2 separate regions of the Homo sapiens genome follow, and region 2 is linked to region 1. Evidence: read pairs that join two places in POLR2A ChIA-PET (ENCODE). Cell type or tissue: PC-9. All regions are shown on one strand. Links, peaks and the distances in the headings refer to the core of each region. The heading gives the core; the rest is flanking DNA.

The links. Peaks named below come from ENCODE experiments on the same cell type or tissue, not always from the same donor. Only the 100,000 strongest peaks of a DNase experiment are listed, where the experiment ranks them.
Region 2: POLR2A ChIA-PET joins it to region 1 with 26 read pairs; 2 of 35 experiments call an interaction of 5 or more read pairs at or near these places.

Annotation. Positions count from the first base shown.
Region 1 is chr9:114,096,051-114,101,424 of GRCh38, reverse strand. It overlaps KIF12 (kinesin family member 12), which reads left to right and starts at 2,133. Exons shown (of 19, transcript NM_001388308.1): 1 at 2,133-2,174; 2 at 2,256-2,321; 3 at 2,412-2,490; 4 at 2,996-3,123; 5 at 3,235-3,310; 6 at 3,684-3,818; 7 at 3,989-4,124; 8 at 4,947-5,038; 9 at 5,218-5,374. The coding sequence starts at 2,149. LOC124902251 (a long non-coding RNA gene) reads right to left here and starts at 3,070. Exons shown (of 2, transcript XR_007061740.1): 1 at 2,987-3,070; 2 at 606-2,347. RefSeq lists an enhancer at 1,809-2,344. In PC-9, for the core only: no CTCF peak of the experiment used is centred there; no DNase peak of the experiment used is centred there.
Region 2 is chr9:114,535,328-114,540,701 of GRCh38, reverse strand. No RefSeq gene overlaps it. Among named protein-coding and RNA genes, the nearest start is that of WHRN, 33 kb to the right of the region's middle. In PC-9, for the core only: a CTCF peak has its summit at 2,140; a DNase peak (open chromatin) is centred at 2,251.

The sequences.
Region 1 (5,374 bases), core at 220-5,219:
GCCAACATGGTGAAACCCTCCCTGTCTTTACTAAAAATACTAAAGTTAGCTGGGCGTAGTGGTGAGTACCTATAATCCCAGCTACTTGGGAGGCTGAGGCAGGAGAATCACTTGGATCCAGAAGGTGGAGGTTGCAGTGAGCCAGGATCGCAACATTGCATTCCAGCCTGGGTGATAAGAGAGAAACTGCATCTCCAAAACAAAACAAAACAAAACAAAAAAAACAAAAATCCCTTCAGCGTGGCTCATCTCAGTCCAGCCTGAGGAGGGCCAGCAATCTGACTAAACCAATGCACACTAAGATGCTAGTGATTGATAGTCTTTAACACTTTCAACAGCTTTTAAAGGAGCACCTTGTTCATTTACTGGGTTTACTCCTGACAAAAGCAACTTGCCATAGCAAGCAGCATCAGGATGTACAGCTCATAGTTCTGGGTTTAAACTCTCAGTTCTGCCATTTGTTGTTTTCTCCTTAGATAACTTTCCCTGCCTTTCGCTGTTTAGTTCAGTTTTTTTTCCTCTGAAAAACAGGGATAGTAATTTTTGTCTTATCCACCTCAAGGACTCAAAAAATAGATTAAGGAACTTCAGAGTTGAAAGGGAACTTAGAGATCATCTAGGAATTTTTATTTTTGTTTTTAGGTAATTATTTACAACTTTCACTTTCAATGACACATCTCATTGAAATCTCAGAACAACTATGTCAAATAGGAGAGAAGTCATTAATCTCTTTTTACAGGAAGGAAACAAGAGAAGCCAAGACTGTGGCAAGTTAGTGGCAGAGCTGGGGGCAGTGGTTATTAGTTCTACAGAACTTTCCCTGTGGCCCCTGCTAGAGGGTCCTATAACCAAAAGGTCAAATGGCTCTTTCTTATACATCTCCATTGCCTGGGGAGCTCACTGCCATCCAAGACAGCCCATTCTCCAGCAGGGTGGCTTTGATAGTTGGCTGTAATTTGTGGTGGTATAGAATGTGTCACATTGAGAAAAAGTGATTTTTAGGGCTTTCACCCTAATGTGTGTTTGGGGGCCGGAGAGTTTGCAGAAATATTCAGAGAACATACAAAGACAGCCAGAATGACAATAATAATAACAATGCCAACCTGATGGTGTCACATCCCTGTTTATAACCCTTCAATGGCTTCCTGGTTCCCTGAAGAGTGAGTCCAGACTCCTTGATGTGCCCACCATAAGCTAGATCCAGCCTCAAACTACCTCTCCATGCCACACTCATCTCCCCACCCCACCCTGGCCATCCTGACTCCTGTTTGCTTTGCCTGGAATACCCTCACCTCCTCCCCACCCCCACTGGCTCCTACAGGCCTCTGTACTCCCCCTAAAGGCCCTACACGCTGCTGGGTTGTACTTATCCATCTCCCCAGACACACTGTGAGCTGGGAAGGGTCAGGGGCTGCATGGGGTTCCTCTGCCCTGGTGCCCAGCATGGAGACTGGTACAGAATAAGTGATTGCCCCATCCCTGCACATTCACAGACATCTCTGCTGTTCTCATAAGCCAGACCAGGAGAGGGTTAAACAATCATGCTGGCCTAGGATTAACTTTGGCATTAGAGAGGCAGGTGCCCCAGTGTTTTACCAGATGCTTGGAAACCTGTTCTCAGGTCAGCTCAGAGATTCAATCCAGCCAGGTCGTCCCTAGAGCTGACTGAGACCTGTGCCACTCCTTGGGCCCTGAGCTGAGCTGCTGGGGGTGGGAGTGGGGGGTATGTGGAGAGGGTGGGAAAAGCTTGGTCCTGTGCAGGCTAGCTCTGTGGCCTTGGTTGAGTCCTTCCTATCTGCTTAGGTATCCCCAACTGGGCACAAAGGAGGCCGGTCTGGGTGGTCCCACGGGTTCCTCTTGTGAGGACTGGCCAAGAGCAAGGGATCCTCAGACTCCAGAACCCCCTAGCTAGGGGTCCCCTAGCTTGGGAGAGACTTTCTCCACCGCAGGGGTGAGGAAGGGTAAATCTTTAACGAGCTAGCCCTGGGCAGCTGGAGTCTTTCCGGATGGATGGCTGCCTGGGATGGGGGATGGGGTGGGAATGCAAGATGTGTGTAGACAGTCCCAGTGTTGTGGAGAAGGGAGGGTATTGGTGGGGGGTAAATAAAGGAGACGCGGGCGGAGCTAACTCCGTGTGCAGAGCAGGACATGGAAGAACGCGGGTCACCCGACGGGTAAGCAGATCTTCAGACAGGTTCGAGGAGTCCTGAACAGCCGCTAGGTGCAGGTATGATAAGTCGCATTGCTGCCCACAGGGATCTCGCGCGGAGCCTGGAGCAAGGGCCAGAGGGGCCGGAAACGCCCATCCAGGTGGTGCTCAGGTGGGTATAAATTGGCTAGGAGGCACCTGGGCGAGACAAGGATCGAGGAAGACATCAGGATGTACCATCTGCCCTTCTGTCGGACCCCAGGGTACGTCCCATGAGCGCGGCCGAGCTGCGTCGAGGGCAGCAGAGCGTGCTGCACTGCTCAGGGACCCGGACTCTGCAGGTGAGGAACCCCTCTCTCTATCTCCCCAATAAAAAATCCCGGGGACGCCAGATCCCTTCCCCCAGGCAACTTTGCCCTAGGCCCCGCGCTCCCCCGGAGTGGTCCTCTCCCAGGTGCCCCGCCCTCCCCAGAGTGCCCCTCCCTTCCAGGATGCCCAGCCCTCCGCCAGGGTGCGCCGCGCCAACCCCTGCGAGTGCCCCGCCCCTTCTGAGTGCCCGCCCACCCAAGGTGCCCGCCCCCCCCAGAATGCCCCGCCCCTCCAGGGTGTCCTACCCTCCCCAGAATGCCCCGGCCCTAGTGAGTGTCCCCCACCCCACCCCCAACCCAGGGTGCTCGCCCACCGAGTGCCTCACCGAGCGCCCTACCCTTCTCCAGGGTGCCCCGCCCTCCTCCAGAGTGCCCCGCCCTCCTCCCGCGTGCCCCGCCCTCCTCCACGGTGCCCCGCCCCTCCAGGGTGCCCCGCCCTCCTCCAGAGTGCCCCGCTCCTCCGCCCCACCCGCGCCAGGTGAGTCCTCCAGGCGGGGGTCCAGAAGTGGCGTTCCGCTTCGGTGCGGTGCTAGACGCGGCGCGCACGCAGGAGGACGTGTTCCGGGCGTGCGGCGTGCGGCGCCTGGGGGAGCTGGCGCTGCGCGGGTGAGTGAAGCTTCGCCTCCGCTCCGCGCCGGGCCTGGCGGGGCCCCGAAGCACCCCCAGCCCCCACCCCGGGTAGCCGCCGGAGTCCAGCCACGCCCTTGCCGCCCGCAGTTTCTCCTGCACTGTTTTCACCTTTGGCCAGACGGGCTCTGGGAAGACCTACACCCTGACTGGACCCCCTCCCCAGGTGAGCGAGCGCCGGCGGCGCCCCCGCGGGGCGGGGCTGGGTGGGCTGGAAGCCCTGGGGAGCCGCAGGCGGCGCAGACTCCCAGAGGGAAGGGGCTGGGACGACGCCGCCTGACCCGCTTGTTTGCAGACGAGGACGCTGAGGACCAAAGAGAAGGGACTTGCCCAATTTGGAGCATTTGGGCTTCAACTTTGGCCCCTTCCTAGCTCTCAGTTTTCTCATCTGTAAAATGGAAGTGACAGTACCGACTATGAATTAAATGAGCCATTGTTTGGGAACTTGGCACGTTTCCCGGCGCACGGTATCATACATGCGCTACAGAGGGTAGTTATTACTGTGGAGATGACGATGGCTCAGCTGGTTTTGCCCCTAGGGGGAGGGGGTGCCTGTACCCCCCAGCCTGGCTGGCATCATGCAGAGGACCTTCGCCTGGCTGTTGGACCGCGTGCAGCACCTGGGTGCCCCTGTCACCCTTCGCGCCTCTTATCTGGAGATCTACAATGAGCAGGTAAGGGAATGAGAGGAATAGAAAGACAGCCCATGAGGAAACGGAGCGCTTCTTTCCAGGGAGCCTGGATCAAAGGACAGAAGAGGCGGTGGGGACTGTTGTCAGTAAGATCTGGGGATGGGTGGACTCAGAAAGATCCCCTTCCCTCACCCTCCTCCCTCCCCTCCCAGGTTCGGGACTTGCTGAGCCTGGGGTCTCCCCGGCCCCTCCCTGTTCGCTGGAACAAGACTCGGGGCTTCTATGTGGAGCAGCTGCGGGTGGTGGAATTTGGGAGTCTGGAGGCCCTGATGGAACTTTTGCAAACGGGTGTGTGCTGACAGCGGGGAGTTTTGCGGGTAGGGGTGCCCATTCCTCAGTTGTTCACTGAGTGTGGACTTGGGGCCCAGACTGCAGCTGCAGCTTCAGAAATGATTCCTGGGGGAGGTGGGGAAGGACCAGTAAACCACAATTCAAAGGCATGGCCCAAGGGCCTCCCCGCACTGCCAACAAGGCCTGCTAATTCTGCCTTCCAAACTCCTTTCACACCCTCTCCTCTCTAGCCCAGGGCCTCGGCCTCCGCCAGGACTCATTCTTGCTCCCTGGTGGTCTCTGCACCTCAAGGCTCTCCCCTGCCCATCCATTCTCCTCTATGCTGCAAACCCCATCTCTCTTTGCCTCCAGACCCTCCACCCTTCCAGGGCCCTGAGGATCAAGGTCATACCTCTTAGCCTAGCCTAAAGGCCCTTTCAGCCTCATTCTTTTTTTTAAATCAAGTATTTATTGGGCACCCCTCCTTTGGCAGGCACTGGAGATGCTGACTGTGGATTCTGGCCCCAGCACTGTGCCACACCTCTCAGCTGATCTCCTGCCTCAGTTTCTCCCCTTCCTTTCACGAAGCAGTGGGAGAGATGTTTATAAAATGCAAATCTGACTGTCATTCTTCTGCTCAGTTTTCTCTATCCTCCATCCACCCATCTCTGCTAGAGCAGGGCCCAACATCCCATCGTTCCCTGAACAACACCCACTCTGTTGCCTCCCTGCCTTTGCATGAGGCTGACCCTTCCGCCAGGATTCCTTTGCTCCTTTTTCTTCATTGATGATGACCTGTTCTTCCTACCAGGTCCAGCTCCTGATGTTTTTCCCTTCCAGGTCTCAGCCGTCGAAGGAACTCAGCCCACACCCTGAACCAGGCCTCCAGCCGAAGCCATGCCCTGCTCACCCTTTACATCAGCCGTCAAACTGTGAGTGCTCCAGCCTGGGAAGGTGCTTACCCGGGGCCACCAAGCAAGGGTCTGTATCTGGACATATAAACCAACTTGGGTGTGCATGGGGGTTAATAATGGAAACTCTTGGTCCCATAACCTTGTGGCTTTGATGGGGACGGTCCCTCCCAAGTCCCCATGAAGCTCTGATCCCTCAGGCCCAGCAGATGCCTTCTGTGGACCCTGGGGAGCCCCCTGTTGGTGGGAAGCTGTGCTTTGTGGACCTGGCAGGCAGTGAGAAGGTAGCAGCCACGGGATCCCGTGGGGAGCTGATGCTTGAGGCTAACAGCATCAACCGAAGCCTGCTGGCCCTGG
Region 2 (5,374 bases), core at 209-5,208, 440 kb before region 1:
TTCAAAGACCTTTAGATCTGGACTGAACCTCAGAAGTTGTCATGCCCAGCTTCTACCTTGTGTAGTGGTCTCCTTTGCATAATTCTTTTTTTTTTTTTTTTTTTTGAGACAGAGTCTTGCTGTGTTGCCCGGGCTGGAGTGCAATGGCGCGATCTCGGCTCACTGCAATCTCTGCCTCCCGGGTTCAAGTGATTCTCCTGCCTCAGCCTCCAGAGTAGCTGGGATTACAGGCGCCCGCCACCATGCCCGGCTAATTTTTGTATTTTTAGTAGAGACGGGGTTTCACCATGTTGGCCAGGCTGGTCTCGAACTCAGGTGATCTGCCCACCTTGGCCTCCCAAAGTGCTGGGATTACAGGCGTGAGCGACCGCACCCGGCCTCCTTTGCATAATTCTGGTTAGCAGCCGTCTGACCTCTGCTGGGACCCTCTTATGACAGAAACCACTCCCTTGAGAAACCCAGGTGTTTTGCTTTTTTTTTTCTTCAACAACGCTGACTGTATAAAGTTCATGCTCATATTGAACAAAGTGGCCAGGTGTTCCTTCTGCCATGACCTAAATAAGACCCAGAATTCAAAACAACCTCCCTCCTCCCAAAAGGATGAGTTTGAATGCAGGCTCAGCTATTTAGTTTTTTTCAAGCCTCAAAACATCAGTTGCTTCATCTGAAAAAAAAATGTAGGGGAAGGGTGTAAAAACACGGAGCTTACTGAGTCGTTGTAAAGAGATGAGAGAGAAGAAAGGGCTCTGAAACTGTTAAGTGCTGCCTGCATGCTGGTCTATTAGTCTCCATTCGAAGTGCCTATTTCTTTAAAACAGGCAGGGGCTGCATTCCAAGTGCCCAGCAAGCTCTTGCTTTCACAAAGATGCATTGGCAATTACTGAGAGTCCTGTTCTCTTCTAGGCATTTACAAATTGATTTGTTCCCATGTCATCAGGTATAGAAGGTAAGCAGCTGAGTAATAATGCATGGGTGAGGATAGGGAGTCCAGAATGGGCTTTATTTCTGGAGGAAGAGGTGTGGAGTGAGGAGGAGGTAGCCAGACCCCCTTGGGAGAGCAGAGGCTGTGTGCATGGTGTCCAAAGCATTCAAATAAACAGCAAAATCTTGGTGCATGTGACAGAAAGAACACTGGATTTGGAGTAAAAGAGACATGGCTATAAATTTCAGCTCTGTCACTTAATAGTGACATTGGAGAGGTCACATCATCCCTTGGATTCTCACTCTTTCATCTATAAAATGGGAATGATAATATGTACCTTGCATAAATAAAGTAGTGCTTGAGTGTTTAGCATGTGGAGGCAGACTGCTATTTATTAGATATATGACCTTGGAGAACCTGTTTTGTTTGTCTGTTTTTGAAACTTTTTTTTTCAGGGTCTCACTCTGTCACCCAGGCTGAAGGGTAGTGGCACAATCCTAGCTCACTGCAGCCTCAAACTCCTGGGCTCAAGCAATCTTCCTACCTCAGCCTCCAAATAGCTATAGATATGCACCACCATGCCTAGCTAATTTCTTTAAAAAATGTTGTAGACATCGGGACTCATTATGTTGCCCAGGCTGGTCTTGAACCCCTGGGCTCAAGCAATCCTTATTTATTTAGAGATGGTGTCTCATTCTGTCGCCCAGTCTGGAGTGCAGTGGTGCAATCTCATCTCGCTGCAACCTCTGCCTCCTGGGTTCCAGCGAGTCTCCTGCCTCAGCCTCCCAGGTAGCTGGGATTACAGGCATGTGTCACCACGCCCAGCTAATTTTTGTATTTTTAGTAGAGACAGGGTTTCACCATGTTGGCCAGGCTGGTCTCGAACTCCTGACCTCAGGTGATCTGCCCACCTTGGCCTCCCAAAGTGTTAGGATTACAGATGTGAGCCACTGCGCCCGGCATCTGGGGCCTTTTTTATAAGGACATTGATCCTATTTGTGAGGGTAGAGCCCTCATGATCTAGTCACATCCCAAAGGCCTCACCTCCTCATATCACTCATTGGTAAATCAGTTTTCAAAGTAGGAATTTTGCAGGGGCACACAACGTTCAGACCATAGCAATATGGTCAGCGTCTTCTTTAATATTGTGCTGCTGAAACACAATACCTGAGACTGGGTAATTTATTAAGAACAGAACTTTAATTTCTCACAGTTCTGGAAGCTGAGGAGTCCAAGATCAAGATGCCAGCAGGTTCACTTGTCAGGTGAGGGCTACACCCTCTGGAGGAGTGGAACGCTATGTCCTCACGTGGCAGAAAGCAGAAGCGCAAGTGAGCTGAACACTACAGGAAGCCTCTTTGATAAGAGTCATAATCCCATCTACAAGGGAGGAGCTCACGGCCTAATCACTTCTCAGTGGCGCCACCTCCTAATACTACCACACTGGGCATTAGGTTTTCACACCTGAGTTTTGGAGAGGACACATTCAAACCATAGCAATCAGGATTTTAAATCTTAGACATTGTAGTAGGAGTGTAGTGGTGTCTCATTTTAGTTTTAATTTGCATTTGCTTAATAGCTGATGAGGTTGAGTAGATTTTCATGTTCACATTTGCCATCTGTATTTCTTCTTTAGTGAAGCAGTTGTTCAAATCCTTCATTCATTTTAAACATTTGAGTTTTAATTTTCTTTTTGAGTGTTCTTTATGTATTCTGACTGTAGGTCCTTTATCAGATATGTGATTTGCAAATATTTTCTCCCAGTCTGTGGCATATCTTTTTATGCTTTAAGAATGTCTTTCAACAAGCAGAAATTCTAACTTTTCGTGAACACCAATTTATCATTTTTTAAAAGAATCGTGCATTTGGTATTACAGTTAAGAAATCTTTTCCTGCCTAAGATAAGTGCATTAATTTCTTAGGGTTCTCTGTAACAAAGAACCATAAATCAGGTGGCTTAAAACAATAGAAATTAATTCTCTCATGGTTCTGGAGGCTCTAACGGAGAAACTGCTCCATAACTCTCCCCTAGCTCCTGGTGGTTATCTGCAATCCTTGGCATTTCTTGGCTTATACACCCGTTACTCCAATCTCTGCCTCTATATTCACATGGCATTCTCCCTGTGTGTCTTGTGTCTCTTCTTATATGGACATCAGCCATATTGGATTAAGCACCCACTCTACTCCAGTATGATTTCATCTTAATTTAACTAATTACATCTGCAATGGCCCAATATCAAATAAAGTCACATTCTGAAGTTCTGAGAAGAACATGATTTTGGGGAGTACACTACTCAATCCAATACAATAAGAAACAAAAATTTTCTCCCATGTTTTCTTCCAAAAATTATGTAGTTTTAGGTTTTATATTTAGGTCTATAGTTCACTTTGAGTTAATTTTGGTATACTGTATGAGGTATGGATTGAAGTTCATCACTTTTCATATATATATATTTGTTCCAGGAACATTTGCTGAAAAGATGACCCTTTCTCTACCAAATTGCCTCCGCACTTTTGTCAAAAATCAATTAACTGTATATAGGTGCCAGTTTCTGTGCTTTCTGTTTCATTGATTTGTCTGTCTTTATATCAGTGTCACTCTGTTTTGATTACTATAGCTTTGTAAATGTTGAAGTCAGGTAGTGTAAGTTCTCTAACTTTGTTCTTCATTTAAAAAGTTGTTTTGCTATTCTTGGTGCTTTGTATTTCTATATGAATTTTAGAGTAAGCCTGTCAATTTGTAAATTTAAAAAAATAAGAGATTTTTTACTGGGGTTGAATTGAACCTGCAGATCAATTTTGGCGAAAATTGGCATGTTAATATGGAGTCTTCTGATCCATGAACATAGTACAGCTTTCTTTTTTTTAAGTCTTTAGTTTCTCTTGGCAATGCTTACATTGTATGAATCTTACATATTTTTTAATCAGGTTTGTCTTTATTTCATATTTTATGATATTGTAACAGTAATTTTAAAAATTCAATTTCTTGAGCTGGGTGCAGTGGTTCACACATACAATCTCAGCACTTTGAGAGGCCAAGGTGGACAAGTCACTTGAGTCTAGGAGATCAAGACTAGCCTGGATAACATGGAGAAACCCTGTCTCTACAAAAAAAAAAAAAAAAAAAAAAAAAAAAAAAAAATCAGTTTCTCACAGTTGATTGCTAATATGTAGAAATACCATTGACTTTTGTATATTGATCTTGTATTCTGCAACCTTGGTAAACTCATTAGTTCTATAGCTTTTTGGTAGAAAAAAACTTTTTTAGTTAAAAATCCGTGGAATTTTCTACTTAAACAATCATGATGTTTGTCAGTAAAGACAGTTTTAATTCTCCCTTTCCAATCTGACCCCCTATTATTTTTAGCCTTATTGCACTGGCTAGAACAATGTTGGGTAGAAGTGAAGAGACTTACTTGTCTTATTTGTAGTATTATCAGAAAAAAATGTTTCCTTCCTTCCTTCCTTCCTTCCTTCCTTCCTTCCTTTTCTTCCCTTTCCTTCCTTCCTTCCCCCCTCCTTCCCTCCTTTCTCTCCTTCCTTCCTTCCTTTCTTGCTTTCTTGCCTTCTTTTGACCCACTTTGTTGTCCATACTGAAGTGCAGTGGCTCAATCATGCCTTACTGGAGCCTAGAACTCTTGGGCTCAAGCAATTCACCCCTCTGAGTGGCTGGGATTACAGGTGTGCATCATCACACCCAGTCCTATATTTTCATCATTGAGTACAATATTTGCTGAAGGTATTTTTTTTAATCTAGATGGAATTTTATTAGACACACAGAGGTCTAAATTGCTTTACAAAAAAGAAAAATCTCAGACTAATGCATATTTGTTCAGGGAGCATATAACATAGTCACTTTGTGCCGAATTTGGTTAAAATTCTAAAACTTTAAAAACTAACATAAAATACACATGAGATTGCATCTGGGAAAAGTGAATCAAATTAGTTTTCAGCTTTCTGTGCTTGCAGGGGCAGGAAACTGAATAAACAAAATCCATAGATCACACAAACAAAAAGAAATTTAGTTTAAAACAAGTTCACCCTCTTCTAAAGCCTTCTGTCTGAGAAGTCTGTAAATGTTACTGATTTCAGTTTTAACTTGCTGAAGGTTTTTTAATAGACGCCCTTTTCTTCTGGTTGAGAACTGATATGATTTGGCTGTGTCCCTACCCAAATCTCATCTTGAATTGTAATCTCCATAACTCCTATGTGTCATGGGAGGGACCCAGTGGGAGGTAATTGAATCATGGGGGCAGTTTCCCCCATGCTGTTCTCCTGACAGTGAGTGGGTTCTCATGAGATCTGATGGTTTTATTAGCGCCTGGCATTTCCCCTGCTGGCGCTCATTCTCTGTCCTGCCACCTTGTGAAGAGGTGCCTTTAGCCATGATTGTAAGTTTCCTGAGGCCTCCCCAGCCATGCAAAACTGTGAGTCAATTTAACCTCTTTTCTT